Regions from separate parts of the Homo sapiens genome. Here region 2 is linked to region 1. A link is an interaction called in ENCODE POLR2A ChIA-PET data of the cell type or tissue named here. Cell type or tissue: IMR-90. All regions are shown on one strand. Links, peaks and the distances in the headings refer to the core of each region. The heading gives the core; the rest is flanking DNA. Region 1 overlaps POLR2B (RNA polymerase II subunit B). Region 2 overlaps NOA1 (nitric oxide associated 1).

Evidence for each region. ChIA-PET counts read pairs that join two places held together with the same protein. Peaks named below come from ENCODE experiments on the same cell type or tissue, not always from the same donor. Only the 100,000 strongest peaks of a DNase experiment are listed, where the experiment ranks them.
Region 2: POLR2A ChIA-PET joins it to region 1 with 5 read pairs; 13 of 35 experiments call an interaction of 5 or more read pairs at or near these places.

The regions. Positions count from the first base shown.
Region 1 is chr4:57,017,669-57,029,566 of GRCh38, forward strand. POLR2B (RNA polymerase II subunit B) reads left to right here. Exons shown (of 25, transcript NM_000938.3): 16 at 1-60; 17 at 3,231-3,327; 18 at 4,484-4,578; 19 at 5,662-5,912; 20 at 5,994-6,083; 21 at 6,337-6,444; 22 at 7,218-7,331; 23 at 7,709-7,869. Among named protein-coding and RNA genes, the nearest start is that of POLR2B, 45 kb to the left of the region's middle. RefSeq lists a silencer at 4,415-4,709. In IMR-90, for the core only: no CTCF peak of the experiment used is centred there; a DNase peak (open chromatin) is centred at 5,643; H3K27ac peaks cover 400 bases.
Region 2 is chr4:56,956,133-56,968,030 of GRCh38, forward strand. NOA1 (nitric oxide associated 1) reads right to left here. Exons shown (of 7, transcript NM_032313.4): 5 at 10,488-10,604; 6 at 8,274-8,394; 7 at 7,218-7,529. The coding sequence ends at 7,318. Among named protein-coding and RNA genes, the nearest start is that of NOA1, 16 kb to the right of the region's middle. RefSeq lists a silencer at 9,119-9,221. In IMR-90, for the core only: no CTCF peak of the experiment used is centred there; no DNase peak of the experiment used is centred there.

The DNA of each region.
Region 1 (11,898 bases), core at 3,810-7,809:
AAAAGCCACTTGTGACTACACGGTCTATGGAATATCTACGATTTAGAGAGCTGCCAGCAGGTATGGTCAGTTTTGCTCTACGTTATTTAAGATCCTTCTGTGCTTAAGGCACTTTTCTGGGTGCTTGGGAGGATTAAAAAATAAATATGACATAGTGCCTGTTCTCACGGAATTTATAATATGGTGGGAAACATGAACATAATAAAAAGGTAGGTATGTGGAAAGTGTTTTGGTGGAGGTACAAAGTCCTTTGGAAGCACAGACTGATGGAAGCAATTAATTCCTGTTGGAAGTCTAGATCCAGTTTCATGGAGAAGGTGGCATTTTAGATTGGAGCAAAATTGATGAAGGGGTATTTGCATTTGAGAGGTGGTTTAAGCAAGGGCCCAGATGGACGAAGACATGCAAAATGTACGGTACAGTTAGTCATGTCAGCTTAGTGGGAGTGGAGTGTAAATATATGGAAGTGAAAGCTTGGTCTCAGTGTGGAGAGAGCTTGAACAGGTTGAATTTTATTTTGAAAATGGAGACCCATCCAACCTTTTGGATCAGGGAAGTAATACAATTAGAAATTTGTTTTAGGAATACCATTCTGACAGCGGCATAAAGAGTAGATTACAATCAGGTACTGTATTAACAGGGAGCTAATTTAGGGGTTTTTGCAGTAGTATAAATGTGAAATGGCAAGGTCCTAAAGAAATGAAAAAGAATGATGGGTAAGATACCTTTTGAAATACACTTGATAGGACTTGATGACTGGTTGAGTGTGGAGCAATGAAGAGAGGAATTGGAAATACTGTTGGTGTTTGTGGCTTGGGTGATTAAAGAGAGGTGCTTTGAATAGGTTGGGGGAAAAATAAGATTGGGAACATGTTAGAAGGGGAAAGAGGTTTTAGAGGTAAGACAATAATTTTGTTTTGGATATGTTGATTTAGTGTCTTAGTGTCAGAACACTAAGACGTGAACTTCCAACAGTGAGTTGCAAACATGATTTGAAAGACGGTCAAGTCTAGAGATGTAAAATTTTTAATTTATTAATGATAATTATAGATTACTATGAAATTGCCTAAGGAGAATTTAGAATGAGAAAAAGGCCAGAGGCAGACAATTTTAGACACCAGGAAGAGAAATTAAGAGAGAAGATTTGAGAAGTAGCTGATAAGGAGGGGAATTCCAGGTTTGTAGGAGATTCTCAGGGAGACTGGATGGTGGGTAAAATGGTGAAGAGAAATCTGAAGGGTATGAGTGTTGACTATTAAAGGAGACAGTAGAGTTCTTTGGCACTGTTATCTTTTGTATTAACAGACTTTTGGCTTTGAATGTGGGTAACATTTGTTATTTGTTAGTAAAGTTTATCTTTAGTGTATTGTAATGGGGCTCTACCATTTTGATAGCAAATTCTCATAGGTTAAAATTACTTATTTTCAAAATCCTCCACAAGGGGTTCCTCTTGTCTAGAAAAGCAAAATCTGTTAGGTTGTCTACACAGTATGCATGTATCTTTGGGCTGTGCTTGCAGTGCTGTGTTTTCTCCAACATTTAGATAATACAGTTTCTTTATGGCTAGAGAGGAAAATAAATATACAGAAGGACTAGGTTTGAAAGCAAATGTTCCTTTGGTACTGGTGTGAAGTGGAGAGTCATGGCTGGCAGGGACTGCAGTTCTGTTATTCCTGACTTCATCATGGCATCTTTATTTTGAAATTCTTTTTTTTTTTGTAGAGATAGGGTCTACTTTGTTGCCCAGGCTGGTCTCAAACTTCTGGGCTCAAGTGATTTTCCCACCTCAGCCTCCCAAAGTGCCGGGATTACAGATGTAAGCCACTACGGCCAGCCCATCGTACCATTTTTAAAAAAACTTTTAACATTTTACCACATTTGCTCTATTATTCTCTCCCTTTTTATTTCTCCTCCTGAACCACATGAGAGTAAGTTGCAGGCATGAAGCCATATCATTCTTTAATTCTTCAGTATGTGTTTCCTAAGAACAAGGACATTCTCTGCAGTGTAGCCATCAAAATCAGGGTAACATTGATATCCATATAGTCAGCAGTCCTCAATTCAAATTTTGCCAGTTGTCCTAATGATGTCTTTTTTTTTTTTTTTTTTTTTTGAGAAAGCAACTGTTATTGTATTCAAACCTAACGATGTCTTTAATGGGTCTAGGAGCTAATCCAGGATTGTGCATTGCATTTAATTGCATGGTTCTTTAGTTTCCTTAATCTAGAACAGTTTCTCAGTCTTTCCTTGTCTTTCATGACCTTGACATTTGTGAAGAGTTCAGGAAAGTTATTTTTGCATTGTGTCTCAATTTAGGTTTGACTATTGTTTCCTCATGATGATATCCAGGTTATGAATATCAAGTTATTTTATTTTATTTTTTTGAGACGGATTCTCGCTCTGCCACCAGGCTGGAGTGCAGTGGCACGATCTTGGTTCGCTGCAACCTCTGCCTCCTGGGTTTAAGCGATTCTTCTGTCTCAGCCTCCTGAGTAGCTGGGACTGCAGGCGCGTGCCACCACGCCCAGCTAGTTTTTGTATTTTTATTAGAGGTGGGGTTTCACCATGTTGGCCAGGATGGTCTCAATCGCTTGACCTTGTGATCCACCTGCCTCGGCCTCCCAAAGTGCTGGGATTACAGGCGTGAGCCACCATGCCCGACCTAAATATCAAGTTATTTTATGGGCTCATCAAACAAAGTGTTTTGGCAGCAGCAACTAAGAATTTCATTGTGGTGGGAAAGATATGATATTTTCTTGGTGGCAGAAGGAGAGGGGAATGGGGTAGTATCAGTTTCAAACCTAAAAGCTGGGGCTTGAGTCTATTGCTTATTAATTTTGGGATCATGGGTAGATTATTAATTCACTCCTCTGATTCATGAGAATAATAATGCTTATCTTGTTTATGGCACAGAGTTGCTGTGAGGATCAGGAAACTTGGTTTGGGGAGGCACTTCCTAAGTAGGAGGTGACTCATGTGTAATCACTTACTATAAGAATGGATACATTGGGAGTGACTAGTCCTAGGATTTGCTTGTGGGAGATATTTAGCCATCAGAGTAGTTGCCTCACAGATTGCTATTCCAGGAGGAATAGACTTTGGCAGTTACCATGATAACAAACACCCAAGCATTTATGGCAAATATGATGTAATTAAAGTTGATTTAAAGAAAGGGCAGTTTTTCTGTTTTCCAGGTGATGTTTTAATGTATGCTCTTAAATTCACTGCAGGCATCAACTCAATTGTGGCCATTGCATCATACACTGGATATAATCAGGAAGACTCTGTTATCATGAATCGTTCAGCTGTAGACCGCGGCTTCTTCAGGTTAGTATTTTGTAAATTTGTCAAAACACAGATACAGTGGAAACACTAATTTTTTATGCAAAAAAAGTTCTTAAAATACAGTTTAACTACGCCGCACTCCAGAAAGTGGAAGGACTGGTTGATGGTCACAAACAGCTGAAGATACTACTTGTATCTCTCAGGATTTTCAAATGCTAGTATTTTGAGCCTTTCTTTTGGTAAGGAAATATACAGTTGCATTTAGATAATATAGAAATGTCCAAAGAAGAAATAAAAATAACTTAGAATCCATAGATAACTATTGTTAAAATTATAGTGTGTTTTCTTTTCGCTCTTTTTTTCCATTATGTTTCAGTTTGATTGTCGACAAACAGACCTCAAATTCAAGGCATATAAAGATTGTTTTAAAAACTGGGAATTTAGTAGAGGGGATGGATTTTCCTTTGTCTGTGTAGTTTCAAAGGGTAGCACTAGAACTCAGAGGACAGATACTATGGCTTAATGTAAAAACTTTTTTTTTTTTTTTTTTTTTGAGACAGAGTCTTTCTGTTGCCAAGACTGGAATGCAGTGGTGCAATCTTGGCTCACTTGCAATCTCTGCCTCCCAGGTTTCAAGAGATTCTCCTACCTCAGCTTCCCAAGTACCTGGGATTACAGGCACGCACCACCATGCCAGAGTTTTTTTTTGTTGTTGTTTGGTATTTTTAGTAGAGACGGGGTTTCACCATGTTGGCCAGGCTGTCTCAAACTCCTGACTTCAGCTGATCCACCCATCTCGGCTTCCCAAAGTGCTAGGATTACAGGCGTGAGCCACCATGCTCAGCCAATGTTAAAACTTCTCACTGGAAGTGTTTGAGTAGAACCTAGGTGACCATCTTTCAGGGTTATTATGTAATGGATTCTTAAATGTGTCGGAGGTTGGATTCATTGACCCCTGGGTCTCTTCCATTTTGACATATAATACTAGGTGGTTAAGGTTATGGGTCAGATGCTACATATGTATAACTCATGTGATAACATTTAGAGTTTAACTCAGATCCTTAATGCAGTTACTCTTGTCCCAGATTCGTAGTTTAAATTGTCTCCCAAATTTCAAGTAAATGAGAAATTGTTGGTATAGTCTCAGCCCTTTTGTTAAAAGAAAATAGACTTTACCTTTAGAACCATGTGTTTTTAGGTCTGTTTTCTATCGCTCATACAAAGAACAGGAGTCTAAAAAAGGATTTGATCAAGAAGAAGTTTTTGAGAAGCCTACACGTGAAACATGCCAGGGTAAGTGACACTAACATTTAAATGATGGAATCCAAAGTTAACTTACTGTGGTTTTCCTAAGTGATTTTGATGGGTTGTGTCACCCTGTGCCTGCCCCTGTCCTCCTCTCCCTTTTTTTGTGCAATGAAAGTGTGTTTTCATGTTATTCTTAGAGTTCACATCTAAGAAAACATGTGTATTTGATAAAAGTCTTTGCACCTAGGAGTGAGCTTGCTATAGACCTTCCTTCCTGGTAGGTCCTGCATTGAGGAGGGAGTTTAGGAAATCAGAGAGGTCATGCAATTTCTGGGGACACACTTCACACCTGTCCCCCTTCCTTTCTAAATTATGGTGTGATCATAATATTTGTTCAGCCACATTGTTTGTAAACATTTAAAAAATAACCAGTGAGAAGAGGATACCTAGCATTTGTTGTTTCTTCTAGAAAACTCAAACTTACTTTCTAGTTATTTATTTTGACAGACACTTAAAACCTGCTTATGCAGTGGGATGGATGGGATGTTCCAGGGAAATGCAATATCTCTGCTACAGTGTTGACTCTGAATAGCATTGCATGAAGTAAAATGTATTTTGTTTCCTTTGCCATCTTCCTGTTACTCCCCTTCCATTGGGTGGCTCTGTGTAGTAGTGAATTGATGTCCAGTGGAGTTAAGATTGAGTTAAGATGAAATCCACAATTTCTGTGGGAGGATGTGTACAGAGGGCATCCATAGATACTCTCTTTTTAATTTAAAAAAATTTTTCTCCTGTACCCACTGATGGCAGAGATATTCTTTCTCTTGTAATATAGAAATCAGAAGATGACAAAAAACATATCCAAAGTCACTCGATAAATGTCTGTCATGGAAGAATCTGCTTTCCCAGTGCTGATTCCAATGTTCTTTTCCTTCATAGACTTTTTTTTTTGTTTTCTGTGTGGGCTGTAGTATTAGAGTTCAGAATAGTTTGTAATATTTGGAATAAGGGTGTGATTCATGGTATAGAGACTCCTGTGGCCTTCTCTCTGACTTGGAACTGATTCATGTATGTGGTTTTTAATCTTTGTTGGGGATTATGTGACATTCCGTGTCTATTTCCTCACAGGCATGAGGCATGCCATTTACGACAAGCTGGATGATGATGGTTTGATAGCTCCAGGGGTTCGTGTATCAGGAGATGATGTTATTATAGGCAAAACAGTCACCTTGCCTGAAAATGAAGATGAATTGGAGAGCACCAATAGACGCTATACCAAGAGAGACTGTAGCACTTTTCTCAGAACTAGCGAGACGGGCATTGTGGATCAGGTTATGGTAACTCTCAATCAGGAAGGATATAAATTTTGTAAAATAAGGGTGAGTACAACTTTGTTCATGTAGCTAGTTTTAGAAAGTAAACCAAATCCACTTAACTAACTTATTTTTATATGAATTTAGGTACGCTCTGTTAGGATTCCACAGATTGGAGACAAATTTGCTAGTCGACATGGTCAAAAGGGTACTTGTGGTATTCAGTATAGACAAGAGGTAGGTATCTTTGATCTCCCTCATGCCCAAACCAGTTTTGTTAAATATTTTTTTTTTAATCAAAATTTGCTTTAACTTAAGAGCTCAAAGATGATACAGGTTGAACTTTTTGATTTTATTGTTGAATAAGTATATGAACATACCATGTTTAAACAGAATTTGGGACATACAGTAATTCAGTTGGGAGAACTGAAATGTCAGTTCTAGTTTAGTATATGTATCTTTGAGTCCCTTTTAAAATTTTTCTTTGTAGGATATGCCTTTCACCTGTGAAGGTATCACCCCTGATATCATCATCAATCCCCATGCCATCCCCTCTCGTATGACTATTGGTCACTTAATTGAATGCCTTCAAGGGAAGGTAAGAGATGTTCTTCAAAAATATAGATTCTAAGCTGATGCTTCTTCTAAAACTCTGATAGGTGATTGCTCTCACATTTGAGCCAGGGTACTTTGTAAAAAGCTAGTGTGAGACTTACTTTTCTGCTTTCAAATTGCTTATGATTCTGCCATTTTTTTTGGCAATTTGCAAAGTTATGGACAAGTCAGAATTTTTGTGAGATATACTACATTCAACTAATACATATGTGATTTTCCTTTTGACTAGTTCTTTTCTGTAGATGAACAGTTAATTTGTTGATGGAGAGTTCAATGTGAACTTAATAATTTTATAGTTCTATTATCAGCTCTGCATACATCTTTTGGTGGAGGTTTTCTATTTTTAAGTATTCTTTTAAGGTAAAGTGGTAATAGTCTAACATATGGATGGCTTGGTTTTAGGGCATTAAAATGTCATTTTCCTTTGAGCCATCTGAAGTACTTAGGAGTCTCACTCTTTTTGTACCTGATCCCATGGATCGACTTCTATTTGAATACTTATAATTGAGTTTTTCTTTTTTAAGCAAGTTTATTTGTTCTAAATGTTTTGTGTAAGGTTATAAAATGAACCTTATATATCACAGCTTTCCATAACATAGATTTTGAGTTCAAAATCTTTGAATTTTAAAATACTTAAAATAATACTTTCAAATTTTAAAAGTATTTAAAAATTTTTTGAATGCATTTTTATTGATATGACTTTTAGGGGGAGACAGACTGAAGCAACATTTTAAAGAGTACTTTTTTTTTTAAAAGGTATCGGCTAACAAGGGTGAAATTGGTGATGCCACTCCATTTAATGATGCTGTTAACGTGCAGAAGATTTCTAATCTTTTATCTGATTATGGCTATCATCTCAGAGGAAATGAGGTATATTTGCTCTTATAGTAGTAATTTGCCACTTGTTTTTTTTTGTATGTGTGTAGTTTTATTCTGAAACAATGTAACCTTTTATTGAAGTATCATATGTGCACATATAGAAATGTACAGCTTGATGAATTTTCACAAAGTAAACACAGCTGCATGACTAACACCAAGATCTAAAAATGTGAAGGTAGCGACTGAACCTTTTTTAGTCGCTACCTTTCCACTCCCACCCCAAGCTAATTACTCTCTTAATTGCTAACATTATAGATTAGTTCTGTGCTTTAATTTTTATATAAATGGAGTAACACAATATATACACATATCTTCTTTGACGTTGTTTAATTTTTAGGTCTACACTTCAAAATCTGTGTTTGTTGCAGGTCCTGTACAATGGGTTCACTGGTCGAAAAATCACATCACAAATATTTATTGGCCCCACTTATTACCAGCGTTTGAAGCATATGGTGGATGATAAGATTCACTCTCGTGCTAGGGGACCTATTCAGATCCTCAATAGACAGCCCATGGAGGGTAGATCTCGGTAAGAACTGTATCATCATCATTATTATTAATTAACCTTATATTATGAAAAATGTCAACACACCAAAATGGAGATAGTGGTATAGTGAATGCCTGTGTGCCTGTTACCCCCATTTCAACAATTATCGACTGATGGCCAGTCTTGTTGCATTCATCTCTGTCCTTCTAACCTTTGATATTATCATCATGTTTTAAAGGCAGAGTCTCACTCTGTCACCCAGGCTGGAGTGCAGTGGCATGCCCACAGCTCCCTGCAGCCTTGAACTGGGCACAAGCAATCCTACCTTAGCCTCCCAAGTAGCTAAATTAATATTGTCTCTTAAGTCCTTTTTTGAATTTATTGGTTGTCCTCCAACCTTTTTTTTAACTACAGGCATGTGCCACTACACCTTTAAAAAAAAAATTTTTTTTTTGTAGAGGCTAGGCGCAATGGCTCATGTCTGCAATCCCAGCACTTTGGGAGGCCAAGACGGGTAGATCACCTGAGGTCAGGAGTCCAAGACCAGCCTGGTCAACATGGCAAAACACCGTCTCTACTAAAAATACAAAAAATTAGTCGGGCATGGTGGCACACACCTGTAATCCCAGCTACTCGGGAGGCTGAGGCATGAGAATCACTTGAACCTGGGAGGCGGAGGTTGCAGTGAGCCGAGATCACACCCCTGTGCTCCAGCCTGGGTGACAGAGTGAGACTTCATCTCAAAACAAAAAACAAAAAATTTTGTAGAGACGGGGGTCTCACTATGTTGCCCAGGCTGGACTTGAACTCATGGCCACAATCCTCTAGCCTCAGCCTTCCAAAGTGTTGGAATTACAGGCGTGAACCACTGCACCCAGCCCTCTTGATTATTTTTAAGCAAAGCCCAGACATCATATAATTTCTCCTATAAATTTTTCAGTGTATATCTTTAAAACAATGGTTCTCAAATGTCTTGATCCCGGGAACCCAAAATGCTTTTGTTTTATGTGAGTTGTATTTATTGATATTTATCATATTAGAAGTTAAAGCTGAGATTTTAAATTTATTGTTTTAAAAATGCTAATAAGCTCATTACGTGTTAACATAAATAACATGTTTTGGCTGGGCGTGGTGGCTCACACCTGTAATCCCAGCTACTCGGGAGCCTGAGGGAAGAATTGCTTGAACCCAGGAGGTGGAGGTTGCAGTGAGCCAAGATCGTGCCACTGCACTCCAGCCTGGGCGACAGAGTGAGACTCTGTCTCGATAACAAAACAAAACAAAACAAAAAACCATGTTTAATGAAAAATATATCTATTTTCCAGATGAATTTAGTGACAAGAATAACATTGGTTTACATTTTTGCGAATCTCTCTAATGACCTGGCTTAATAGAAACAGCTGGATTCTTACATCTACTTCTGCATTCATTCCATTGTAGTATTTTATTTTTTATATTTAAGTATATGAGGAAGTTCTAATTTCATGCAAATAAGTGGTTGGAAAGAGAGGAATATTTTGGCTTTTTTTTTGTGAGACAGTCTCACTCTGTCACCCAGGCTGGAGTGCAGTGGTGCGATCTCGGCTCACGGCAACCTCCGCCTCCCGGATTCAAGCAATTCTCGTGCCTCGGCCTCCCAAGTAGCTGGGATTACAGGTGTGCGCCACCAAGCCCAGCTAATTTTTGTATTTTTTGTAGAGCCAGGGTTTCACCATTTTGCCCAGGCTGGTCTCAAATGGTTGGCCTCAAGTGATCCGCCTGCCTTGGCCTTCCAAATTGCTGGGATTACAGGCAAGAGCCACCACGCCCAGCCCACCCCTTCCCTTTTTTTGAGACAGTTTCATCCCTGTTGCCTAGGCTGGAGTGTGGTGGCACAATCACAGCTCACTGCAGCCTCTACTTTCCAGGCTCAGGTGATCCTCCCATCTCAGCCTCAAGTAGCTGGGACTACAGGCATGCACCACCAAGCCCAGCTAATTTTTTATATTTTTTAGTAGAGACAGGGTTTTGCCATGTTTCCCAGCTGGTCTCAAACTCCTGAGCTTAAGTGATCCACCTGTCTGCCTTGGCCTCCCAAAGTGCTGGGATTACAGGCATGAGCCAAGGCGCCTGGCCTGTGGATATTTTTTTGATACTACACCAAAACGGTAAGTTGTAGTTTCTCAAAGGTTGGTTTTGATGTAGAAACTGAAACCATATGAATGAACCTTCTGTATTTATGTTTGAAGTTCATTGGTTTGTCTTGTACTTCAGATGTATCTTTTACACATGCATATTTTGTAGCATCCTAATTGGTCATTTGGAAAATATTGGTTTGCTGAGTTACGTAGATTTTCAAATGTTAACACACTTCATTATAATAAAAAAATTGCATTTGTTAATATGACTACTGATGTCATTAGAAAAGCCTTTAAATATATCAGGAAGCTATCAAGCCCATAGTGGTGCATAGAAGTTTCCTAAAATTCTGATTTTTGCTTGAAGCTCACAATTTTCATCATTTTCAACAAATACTTAAAATTATTTTCCTCAAAGACTTACTTTTTTCGTTTGCTTTCATTTCTTTTTGTTCATTTCTTTGTCTGCCAAATATCTACAACATCGTCAACTTAATTCTAAGTCTGAATTAACATCATGGGTGTTAACATGTTGATGAGTTAACATAGTTGGTGTCAGCTGGCTATTTGAGTAAAAAAGATACTCCATGTTAAAAGGGACTAGTTCAGAATCATGCAAGTGCTTTTGTTCAAGACAGTCATCTTCACTATGCAGTAGAAGTGCTTATGAAGTGTTCCATTTTATTTTACTTTATTTTTTATATAGAGACTGGGTCTTACTGTGTTGCTCTGGCTGGTCTTGAACTCCTGGGCTCAATCCAGCCTCTCACCTTGGCCTCCCAAAGTGCTGGGATTATAGGTGTGAGTCATCGTGCCTGGTTGAGGACTTTCATTTTTTTAAAAGTCACAGGATATGAAAGAGATGTATACTCAAGGGTTAAGGTTTAATAAAACTATTTATTTTCACTGCTTCATTAAGGACATTTTTAAGTAAAACTGGCTTTTCTCCCCTTCACTTGAATGGAGAATATGACTGCTAGTAATGTTTGGTTCTGCTACCCTGAGTTCTGCTAAGGTGTCAGCAGTTTTATTCATGTTTCCACCATCAGTGCAAATGTAAACACAGTGAAAGAAGCAAATATATGTTGTTAGTATTACTATTAAAAATAGCTTTGACTCTCAGGCGGTCCATGAACCACACTCTGAGAACCTCTGCTCTAAAAGATTAGGACACTAAACCTAACCACAGTACCTCCTTAGTATTAAATATCCAGATTTACATTTCCCTGATTATCACATAAGTTTTTTAAAGGTTTGTTGGTTTTAATCAGTATACAGATAAGGTCCATGCTTTGCAATTGATTGATAGTGTCTCATAAGTCCTTTTTTGAATTTATTGGTTGCCTTCCAACCTTTTTTTTCCCCTTGTAATTTGTTTGTTGAACAACCTGGACTGTTTGTCCAGGGCTTGAGACTGAATTTTGCTGCTTGCATCCCAAATGCTGTGCATTGCTGTTTTTTGTTTGTTTGTTTGTTTTTTGTTTTTTGTAAATAGATCTTGAGGCTTGAGATTTAGCGTTTGAGTTTTTTGGCAGTAATACTTTATAGGTGGTATTCTATACTTCCAGTATCTGGTTGCCTTTCTTTTTATGATTTTAGCAGCTATTACTAAAGACCTTAATTAAATGGCGATTTCCAACTGATACCATTCTATTTTTTCTCAGTCCTTCTTCAGTTTTTAGCCAGACTACTTCTAAAACTTTGTTTCCTCAACTGTTTGGTTACCTAGTGATGTAGTTCTTATAGTAAGGGCAGGAATAAATGCTTGATTCTCTTTTTTTATTTACCAGTTTTCAAAATAGTGAGCTGGTTGTCTAATGATCCAGATCAGTGGTCCAAAGTCGACCAATGATTTTTTTGTTTTGGTGGAATATCATTATAAACCCATTGGTTTTATTTTGTATATTTTGGATATTAAGTATGTTAAGGAAGCCATCACCATCTATTTGCCTGG
Region 2 (11,898 bases), core at 5,256-9,255, 60 kb before region 1:
TCACACCTGCAGTCCTAGCACTTTGGGAGGCCAACTCAGGAAGATCGCTTGAGCACAGGGGTTTGAGACCAGCCTGGGAAATATAGTGAGACCTTGTTTCTACAAAAAATTAAAAAATTAGTTGAGTGCGGTGGCGTGTGCCTGTAGTCCAGCTACTTGGGTGGCTGACATGGAAGGATTGCTTGAGCCTGGGAGGTGGGTGCCATAGTGAGCTGAGACTGTGTCACTGCACTCTAGCCTGGGTGACAGAGTGAGAACCTTTTTCAAAATAAAACAACGAAGCCCCACATGAGTTCTGGAGATAGAGTGCCTGGGTTTGTTTGAATCACAGCTCCATCACTTATTAGTTAGATCCTGGGTAAGTTATTTGTGCCTCAGTTTCCTCATCTGTAAATGTGGGTAATAATAGTATTTCTGCATGGGGTTGCTGTAAGGATTCAGTTAATATATGTAAAGCACTTGAAAGAGTGCCTGGCTCATTTTATTACTATATAAGTGATAGCTATTATTATTATTATATAAGTATAAAGGAGTAAAAAGATATATGGGCTATCATATGATTATAGCAACTACGAGTAATCTGAAGTCTGAAATACAACAACCATGAGGTACTGGCTTTATGCAGGAAAGGAAGAAACTCTATAAGAGGTTAGTGTAAATGCTACTAAGCAAATTTAAGTTTGCTCTTTCCCTATTTTCCAGGGAAGGCAAAAACCAAGCAAACAAAAAAATCCTCTCACTCTATTGATCCATTCATTGAATGTCTGCTATTTTCTTTTTCTTTTCTTCTTTTTTTCTGAGACGGAGTCTCACGCTGTCGCCTGGGGCTGGTGTGCAGTGGCACGATCTCGGCTCGCTGCAACTTCTGCCTCCCAGGTTCAAGCAATTCTCCTGCCTCAGCCTCCCGAGTAGCTAGGATTACAGGCATGTGCCACCTTTGTATTTTTAGTTGAGACGGGGTTTCACTATGTTGGCCAGGCTGGTCTCAAACTCCTGACCTCGTGATCCACCTGCCTCGGCCTCCCAAAATGCTGGGATTACCGGGGTGAGCCACCACGCCCAGCCATGCCTGCTATTTTCTAGGGCTTACTGAAAGGTTAGAAAGGATCTTGGCAGTCTTTCACTTCCATATATTTCACTTCCAATATCACCTGACACATGATGATGTATTCTCTAACGTGTCTGCTTGTTTTGTGTATGTGTGACCTCAGTTTTTTCCAATTTACCACAGCTACCAGGTAGAGGTACTGACGGTGTCTGTGATTAAGCATCATACTATTACAGCATCTACCAATAAGAATATTAAGACCAAATAAATTCTCCCACTAGATTGACTACACAGTAGGTAAATTCGGAGAATTATTTGCGAAGCCAAAAGCAGCTTTTGAAAGCAGGAACCTGGGAATCCAAGCAGTGGGTGTTTTGAGGATGATCCAGATACACTTAGGAGTATTCAGATCATGAAACTCCATGACATGAAGGGAAAAGGTGAGGCATCACTGCAATATGATGTTAAAATAGTAATCTTGGCCTGGTGTGGTGGCTCACACCTGTAATCCCAGCACTTTGGGAGGCTGAGGTGGGAGGATTGGTGAAGCTAGGAGTTTGAGACCAGCCTGGGCAACAAAGTGAGACCCTGTCTCTACAAAAATAAAAAATTTAGCTGGGTGTGGTGGCACCTGCCTATAGTTCCAGCTACTCGGGTGGCTGAGGCGGGAGTATCACTTGAGCCCAGGAGGTCAAGGCTGCGTTGAGCTGTGATTACACCACTACACTCCAGCCTGGGCAGCCGAGTGAGACCCTGTCTCTGAAAAAATAAAACAACAACAACAAAACAAAAAACAAAAAAACCTATCTTGAACCATTCCCCTCTCACGACAAGGTCTTAATGGGGGCAGATAATATGACAGAGAGACATTCAGAGCAGGCAGAGGTGTCATCGATTTGATTCACGAGTCTGAAATCTTGTTTTTAATGTTTAAGCATTACTCTTTGACAATTGAGAGAAAACAATCCCCCTGGGAGGAGGAAAGTGGCCAAAAGAAAATGGAACAGCTGAGAAAGAATGGAAATGATTCTAATGCTCCACGACACAGAGCCAAGTGGGAGGGAAGCCAGGGTAAATGATCCGAGCCCGTCTATGAAACAGCCCGCCTCAGCTTGCGCGCTGGGTGCTTACTCAGTGAAGCAATAACAACTCTGTCATGGCTGACACAGCTGGAGCTCCTCCATGTTAGTCAGCTGCAGGAAACCAGCCTATGTCCATTGTGCAAGAAGAGTCTGAACACTAGAGACACAGGCACACAAGATTGCATCTCTACTCCGCTTCTCCTTGGTTGTTATGGGAAGTGAGTGTCTCAAGTTAAATAAACTAGACTCTGGGGAACTATACAGTAAAGACTTAGTGATCGGCACAGCTTGGCATTTATGGTGATTAAAGATACAAAACATATTACAACTTTAATTTGTCTTAGTAACTTTGAAGAAGATGTTGTTATTTTAGTTTAATTAGAGGGGGGAAAAGCAGAGGGATTACGTGTAACTTTTTAAAATAAAACTTTGAACCTAATATCACATAAAAGTCAAAAAGTACTTTGATGGAATTTATTTTACTTCTTTTGGGTGTCATGAATACAAAAGAGGTGACATGCTCAACACCACAGTGCTGCAGAGCCAGGTAAACAATCTAGAATAAACTTGCTTCATTGTTTTCTAGCAACCCCTAACCACCTCTGTGATCTGTGGAAGTGAGGAGTTGGTACTTTGCCCTTAATTTCTCCTCCCGTTCCTGGCCAGAAGAGCCCACTAATTCTTGTACCCTGTCATAGTGTAAGTGACTACTGATTCAAAAGATGTCGTTATATTCAGATTAATGGATAAAGAAGTACAGTCATGTATCGCATAATGACTTCTTGGTCAGCAATGGGCCACATATACAGCCGTAGTCTGGTAAAATTATAATGGAGTCAGAAAATACCTATTGCCTAATGATTTGTGTTACAATTGCCTACAGAATTCAGTACAGCAACATGTTGTACAGGTTTGTAGCCTAGGAGCCATAGGCTATACCATACAGCCTAGGTGTAGAGTAGGCTATACCATCTAGGTTTGTGTAAATACACTTTATGATGTTTGTCCAAAGATGAAATTGCCTAACGATGCATTTCTTAGAACACATCCCTGTTGCTAAGCAATGCACTACTGCACCAATACAGTAATGGAACTTTCTTAAAGGAAAATCTACTAGGAAACACTTGATCCTAGCAGTGATCCTAGGCTGCATTAAATTGGAGGCACAATATGGAATAAATTAATACCAGATCCCAGTAGAAGTCCTCAACTAATTCTAGGCATAGAGCATCTTTCTCACTCTTTTTGCTGGCTTTCTTTCCTGCTTTTTTTTTTTTTGAGATGGAGTCTTGCTCTGTCACCCAGGCTGGAGTGCAGTGGTGCAATCATGGCTTACTGCAGCCTCAACCTCCCAGGCTCAAGGGATCTTCCCACCTCAGCCTCCTGAATAGCTGAGACTACAGGTGGGTGTCACCATGCCCAGCTAAATTAAATTTTTTTTTTTGTAGAGACAGGGTCTTAACTATGTTGCCAGGGCTGGTCTTGAATGCCTGGCTTCAAGGGATCCTCCTGCCTTGGCCTCCCAAAGTGTTTGGATTATGGGTGTGAGCCCTGTTTTCTGAAATACATTTTCTTAAGTTGTCAGGGTGATAGTAGTCAGTTTTTAGATTGTTTCTCCACAAAGGCCCAGTTCACCCTTTGCTGGCTTTCTTTCCTGCCTGTTTTTTGTTTTAATTCTACCTAAATATCCTGGCCTAAGCTCTGAACTGTGAACTCCTGTTTTCAACCATAGGTAGAAATATAATGACCATAATTTTTTTTTTTTTTTTTGAGATGGAGTTTTGCTCTTGTGCCCAGGCTGGAGTGCAATGGCACGGTCTTAGCTCATCGCAACCTCTGCCTCCCGGGTTCAAGCGATTCTCCTGCCTCAGCCTCCCAAGTAGCTGGGATTACAGGCATGTGCCACCACACCTGGCTAATTTTGTATTTTTTTTTTAGTAGAGATGGGGTTTCTCCATGTTGGTCAGGCTGCTCTCGAACTCCCGACCTCAGGTGATCCACCCACCTTGGCCTCCCAAAGTGTTGGATTACAGGTGTGAGCCACCGCACCCAGACACAATTTTAACTTATAAAATAAATGGTATTTCATTCCCTCCAAAATAAAAACTAGAAATCAACTGCCAATCAATTTTCTCCATTTGGGAAGCTGCCGCCCTCTAGAGGTAATATGATGTTGGGGGCACTTTCCAGTTGTCACCAGGACTGACAGCAGAGGGAGTTGCTACTGCATTTAGTGTCTGGGATGAGAGATACCAGACATAATGAAATGCAGTTTTTTTGTTTTTTTTTGAGACGGAGTCTTGCTCTGTTGCCCAGGCTGGACTGCAGTGGCGCGATCTTGGCTCACTGCAGCTTCCGCCTACCAGGTTCCAGGGATTTTCCTGCCCCAGTCTCCGGAGTAGCTGGGACTACAGGCACGCGCCAGCGCAGTCAGCTAATTTTTGTATTTTTAGTAGAGACGGGGTTTCACCTTGTTGGCCAGGATGGTCTCAATCTCCTGATCTCATGATCCGCCCGCCTCGGTCTTCCAAAGTGCTGGGATTACAGGCGTGAGCCACCGCGCCCGGCTGAAATGCAGTTTTATATATAAAGAAAGAACCACCTTGCCCAAGATACCAGTAGTACTCACTTTGAAACACTATGAAAGGTCTACAACAAGTTGCATCATCTTAAAAAATTCTCCATTATATTTAATCTAAGAGGACTTAGAAGAGGACTGAGGAGTGGGGAGAAGACAGGAGAGTGTGAAATACATGGGGGCTCCCATATGTTGGGACAGAACATGGTCCTCTCAGGAATTTCATGGCTCTAACTGCGTTTCAGCCTAGCTTATCTTACCAGCATTTATTTCAACATTAGGATCTGGGACTTGACTTGCCAATTCTTCATGACACAGCTGTGGTACTACTTACTCAGCTAGGAATAACAAAAGGTGTAGACTTTTTCTTTTTTCCTTTTTTCAGACAGGGTCTCGCTCTGTTGCCCAGGCTGGAGTGCAGTAATGTGATCATAGCTCACTGCAGCCTCCATATCCCAGGCTCAAGTGATCCTCCTGACTCAGCCTCTCCAGTAGCTGAGATTACAGGCACACAGCGCCACACCTGGCTAATTTTTTTGGGTTTTAGTAGAGATGAGGTCTTGCTGTGTTGCCCAGGCTGGTCTTGAACTCCTAAACTCAAGCAATCCTCCTGCCTTGGCATCCCAAAATGTTGGGATTACAGGCATGAGCCACTGCTCCTGGCCAATAAAGACTTCTGATTGATGTAATGTTATTCAGTCATATAAAGATGAAATGTAAATAAAATGGTTAAAGTGTCCTCTCAGTTGCAGAATAGACCTCAGTTGCTAGAAATACATAGCTTTTTAAAAATCTTTATTTATTTAGTTTTTTTGGGATGAAGTTTTGCTCTTGTTGCCCAGGCTGGAGTGCAGTGGTGTGATCTCGGCTCACTGCAACTTCCTTCTCCTGGGTTCGTGCAATTCTCCTGCCTCAGCCTCCCGAGTAGCTGGGATTACAGGTGCCCACCACGCCTGGCTAATTTTTGTGTTTTTAGTAGAGATGGGGTTTCACCATGTTGTCCAGGCTAGTCTCTAACTCCTGACCTCAGGTGATCCACTTGCCTTGGCCTCCCAGAGTGCTGGGATTACAGGCGTTGAGCCACTGTGTCCAGCCGACAATTCATTTTTATTAAAAAAAATAATAGAGATGGGGTCTCACTATGTTGACCAGGCTGATCTTGAACTCCTGGCCTCAAGCGATTCTCCTGCCTTGGCTTCCCAAAGTGCTGGGATTACAGGTGTGAGCCACTACATCTGGCCTTGAATCCTTTTTTATCTAAGATTTTCAGGCATTGTCAAATTGTGTAAGGTAAATTTCTACTTGTTCTCTAGTATCCATTCTCCCCATTTTTCCTTAATAAAAACCCCAAATGGTTCCCATTTCCTCCTCCATTTCCCAGCTTCCTTATGGGTGGGTGTGGCCATGTGACTTGACCTGTGGACTATGTAAACTGATGTGTGCAACATCCAGCTTTTCTTCCCTTCTTTTAAATAGGGAAGTTGCTTGCTCTCCATACTTTCCCCCTTTTTACCCTTGCTGGAAAAGGATGACAACTTGGGCAGCCACCTTAGACCTACAGATGGCCATGGAATGTTCCACCAGCTGGATCCTTGGAGCAGAGCCACCTACTCACTTCTATCTTATTTAAGCCAATGAATTTTGGAGAAATTAATTTTCCTGCCATTTTTTCATATACTGACTGCTAACTCCAAATAAGAGAAATGACATCTGGTCTCAATATAAAAAACAGTAGTGAGGCGGGGCATGGTGGCTCACACTTGTAATCCCAGAACTTTAGGAGACCGAGGTGGGTGGACAACATGGTGAGAACTTGTCTCTACTAAAAATACAAAAATTAGCCAGGGGTGGTGGTGCATACCTGTTATCCTAGCTACTCAGGAAGCTGAGGCATGAGAATTGCTTGAATCCAGGAGGTGGAATTTGCAGTGAGCCGAGATTGCACCACTGTACTTCAGCCTGGGTGACAGAGCAAGACCCTGTCTCAAAAAAAAAAAAAAAAAAAAAAAAAGAAACAACAGTAGTGGGAGAAACTTGAATATAGCAGGCTTCCAATTTTATATATATGTGGGTCACAGATACATACCATATACATACTATACAAAAAAAAAAACTTTTTATAAGCTGAATACATTATGAACATAAGTCTTGAATAGTTTAAAAAAGTTAACTGTTAAGAGCTTTGAAAAGGGTGAGGCTGGCCGCGGCGGCTCACGCCTGTATTCCCAGCACTTTGGGAGGCTGAGGCGGATGGATCACCTGAGGTCAGGAGTTCGAGACCAGCCTGGCCAACATGGTGAAACCCCATCTCTACTAAAAATACAAAACTTAGCTGGGCATAGTGGCGCATGCCTGTAATCCCAGCTACTGGGGGGCTGAGGCAGGAGGATTGCTTGAACCTGGGAGGTAGAGGTTACAGTGAGCCAAGATCGTGCCACTGCACTCCAACCTGGGCAACAGAGCAGGGCTCAGTCTCAGAAAAAAAAAAAAAGAAAAAAGAAAAAAAGGGTAAGAATGGGAGCTTTATTTATGCGTTATATGTTTAATACAAATTCAATGTATTTTGTTGTGTTCAATACAGTTAATATCTGGAGTGAACAAGGTCGGTCTCATACATTTATCTTTCCTTTCTTCTTCCTCACGTTGTACATAAGGGAAGGAGGCTTCTTGGTTTTATAGGCCACACTTTTCTTGATGCGCTGTCCTTTGATGTTAACAATATATGGCAAGAGAGGGGGCCGGACGGTCAAAACTGTTCCTTCAGGTGTATAGCCTCGGAGATGCAGTCTGTCCTTAAAATTAGGTGTTACTGAAACCCAACCTATGCAGGCATGTGACACAACACAAAAGGCTGTTAGCAATCATCTTATTAAAAATACCAAACCAAAGCTGAAAATGGACTATCAGAGAACGCTGTCACTCTCTTTCACTCTCTTATTATTTTATTATTTTTTAAGAAACTGCGTCTTGCTATGTTACCCAGGCTGAACTCAAGTTCCTGGGCTCAAGCGATCGTACTGCCTCGGCGTCCCGAGAAGCTGGGGGCACAGGTGGACACACCTTAGTTTTAAAAAAGCATACAATGCGTTTGTGCAAAGTACAAATTTATTTTCAGAATAGGTTGTATTTTATGAATAAACTAGTATGTACACCTTAAAATAATCAGCTTTCATCAGTTAAGGCACTTTTCTATAAAAAAAATTGTCGGTAAGGCTGCTTTATTCACTTTTTGTTTTTTTTTTTTGAGATGGAGTTTGGCTCTTGTTGCCCAGGCTGGAGTGCAATGGCATGATCTAGGCTCACCGCAACCTCCGCCTCCTGGGTTCAAGCGATTCTCCTGCCTCAGCCTCCCGAGTAGCTGGAATTACAGGCATGCGCCACCATGCCCGGCTAATTTTGTACTTTTAGTAGAGACGGGGTTTCTCCATGTTGGTCAGGTTGGTCTCAAACTCCCGACCTCAGGTGATCCGCCCACCTCGGCCTCACAAAGTGCTGGGATTACAGGTGTGAGCCACCGTGCCTGCCCTTTTATTCACTTTTTAAAAAGTGCTTGGCATAAAATTACCTGCAGAGGAAAACTTGATGTCGGCCACTGCTTCAGATGCCCCCAGTCCTTCTTTTAACATAATGTCTTCAGCAACAAGAGGAGGAAATCCTGCCATTCGTTCTTTTCCACCCATTGGAATCTTCCAATGAAATAAAGATATTTACAAGTTCAAATTAAATTTCTTGGAACTCTAACATTAAGCAAATCACTGATAAGATAATTCTGTACAGGGATCAAGAATAAAATCCTTTCAAATATTCAACTGTTGAAAAGAACTTGCAATCACTTCTGGGGTCAAATGAAAAGCAAGGGAACTCTGTGATGGGATGAAGCTTACAAATCTCAGGGCTCTGGGCCACACATTGGGCAAGCACCTGGCAGAAGCCTCTGGACAGGAGAATTGTGCTTCACTGACACTGTTTTTAGAATCCTCCACAGGGCCTCACATAGATTAATGTTGGGCAATTAAGGCACGGTCCTTCTAAGTACCTTAGTTCTTATAGGTGTGGCCATCAGGATTAATGCCTGGTCTTTATGAGTTAAGGGTCCATATATAATGGATAAGATTTAGCTTTTATGTTTACAGGTGTTTCCACGATTAGAAGTAATTGAGTAATTTTTTTTTTTTTGAGATGGAGTTTTGCTCTTGCTGCCCAAGCTGGAGTGTAATGGCACGATATCAGCTCACTGCAACCTCCGCCTCCAAGGCTCAAGTGATTCTCTTGTCTCAGCCTCCCGAGTAACTGGGATTACAGGCGCGCACCACCATACCAGGCCAATTTTTTTGTATTTTTAGTAGAAACAGGGTTTCACCATGTTAGCCAGGCTGGTCTCAAACTCCTGACCTCAAGGTGATCTGCCCACCTCGGCCTCCCAAAGTGCTGGGATTACAGGTGTGAGCCACTGCGCTTGGCTGTAACTGGGTAATTTATTCATCTATTCATTAGCAAATCTCTCCTGTGTTTAGCACTAAGAACACAAAGATAGATTTTGCAGTATGGTTTCTGCCCCCAAGGAAATCAAAGGGGTAGATAATATGTAAGCTAATACAAGGTCAGAAATGTAATGTGAGGCATCTATAAGTACTATGGTTGTGAAGGAAGGAGTAATGAATGTGTTCAGTCAAGGAAAACATTAGTAAAGAAGCTATATATATATAACAAAAACAAGCAATATATGAGCAATATTTTGAGAAATGAGTCAAAGTTATTTGGTGGAAAGATATTTTCGGTCGCCACAGGTACAGATAAAAACTGGAAAAAGGATGATGAGTTCGGGGAACTATAGCTTAATTGTCCAAAGTATGGTGTGTGTGTGTGTGTGTGTGTGTGTGTGTGTGTATTGGTGATGAGGCTGTCAGGAGTTTATACAACTTTTTGCAACAATGTCACTATTGGGCACTCAAAATGTGGCTGGTGACACTAAGCAACCATATTTTAAATTTTCCCTTTTTTTTTTTTTTTTTTAGAGACAGGGTTTCACTCTGTCACCCAGGCTAGAGTGCAGTGGCATAATCATGGCTCACCACAGCCTCATACTCCTGGGCTCAAGTGGTCCTCCTGCCTTAACCTCTCGAGGAGCTGGGATTACAGGTGCATGCCACCATACCTGGCTAACTTGAGCAAATTTTCTTTTTTTTTTTTTTTTTTTTTTGAGATGGAGTCTCTGTTGCCCAGGCTGGAGTGCAGTAGCGCAGTAGCGCGATCTTGGCTCACTGCAACCTCTGCCGCTCTGGTTCAAGTGATTCTCCTGCCTCAGCCTTCTGAGTGGCTGGGATTACAGGCACCCATCACCACGCCTGGCTAATTTTTGTATTTTTAGTAGAGATGGGGTTTCACCATCTTGGCCAGGCTGGTCTTGAACTCCTGACCTTGTGATCCATCTGCCTTGGCCTCCCAAAGTGCTGGGATTATAGGCGTGAGCCACCACACCTGGCCACTGAGCAAATTTTAATTGTCACTAATATATTTAAACTTAGCCACATGTGGGCTAATGGCTACCAAATTGGACAGTGTAGTCTAGAGAAAAAAATAGCTGTGTGGCTATTCTAGGATCAGTCTATATAGAGCAATTTTGCTTTATAGCCAGAATTCTCAAAGAGAATGAGGTGAGGGAAAGCTAGCTCAAGATATTGTATAACAGTTCTGTACAACAAAGGCTTTCTTAACAGAGCTATGGGACCATCCCAGTGTATACTAACCATAACCATGCAATCAAGGCATGTTGCCTTACCTGGAGTAACGTATGACCTGCATGCTTCTGATACAGAGCGTCTGCCCTGTCCAAGGAGGTGATATGCACAGGGAGGATGTTGGAAGCCACGACTGTAAACCAAGCTGACTGATTTCCCTTAAGAAAGGAAGAAGTTATCTGACCTGGTGAAAAACTTGGAAAACCTGCATATTCAAGGTACAATCAACTAAAAAAAAAACAAACCAAAAAACAAAAACCCAATCAGACTCCCTTTATAAGTACTGGTATGGCAGTAGCTGTAAATCAAATTATTACTAAGAACAGGGGCACAATACTGAAGCAGTGCATTTCAGCAATTCATGTGAAACTATGACTTCTTTGACAGACCCAATACTATTTTTGAAAAAAGTCTATTATTAAAAATTAAAAGGAAATACTATCTGCTTTAATTGTCTCTGTGTAAAGTTAGGTTTAAAATATTAACATTTTATGTGTTCTGATGAAATATATAAGGGTGCAAGCCTGGTGTGGTGGCTCATGCCTATAATCCCAGCATTTTGGAAGGCCGAGGTGGGTGAATCCCTTGAGCTCAAGTTTGAGACCAGCCTGGGAAACATGGCAAAACCCTGTCTCTATAAAAAATACAAAAATTAGCTGGGTGTGGTGATGTGTGCCTGTAGTCCCGACTACTTGCGGGGCTGGGGTGGGATGATCATTGGAGCCCAGGAGGTTGAGGCCACAGTGAGCCGTGACTGTACCACTGCACTCCAGTCTGGGCAACAGAGAGAGATGCTGTTTCAAAAAAAAAAAACAAAAAAACAAAAAAACAAAAAACCAACCCCAAAAGCAAAAAACCAACAACCTCCCAAAACGAAATATATAAGGGTTCTAAGTGTGTAAGGCAAAATTTCTAACAAAGTATGAGCAAACACAAAACCCAAGAAATGTGCTATAGTAATGGCACACAGTTGTATTGTGTTGTTGGACATATCCATATCCATGTTTCATTTTCCTTTTTCTCTTCACTTTAGCAAAATGGAGAGCAATTCTATAGACACTCCAAAATCCCTAGATGCTATATAAACGAATACCAAACAAAAACGTGTATGCATAAAAACACACATATCATGGTATACAAAGTGTGGAATTAATTTAACGCCTATAACCCTGTACCTAAAGGTTTGACTTTATCCCATAGGTTTGACTCTATCCCATAGAATAGGGATAGTATCTTGTCTTAAATGCCAAGCTGTGTAGGGTACTCAATTGAAAACGTAAGTTTTCAAGACCTAGCACTTTTTTGGGGGGATGAGGGAGTAGGGCATTTCTTTTCCCCAAGTTTTTTTTTTTTTTTTGATATGGAGTCTCGCCCCATCACCCAGGCTGGAGTGCAGTGGTGCAATTTCAGCTCACTGCAGCCTCCGCCTCCCAGGTTTAAGTGATCTTCCTG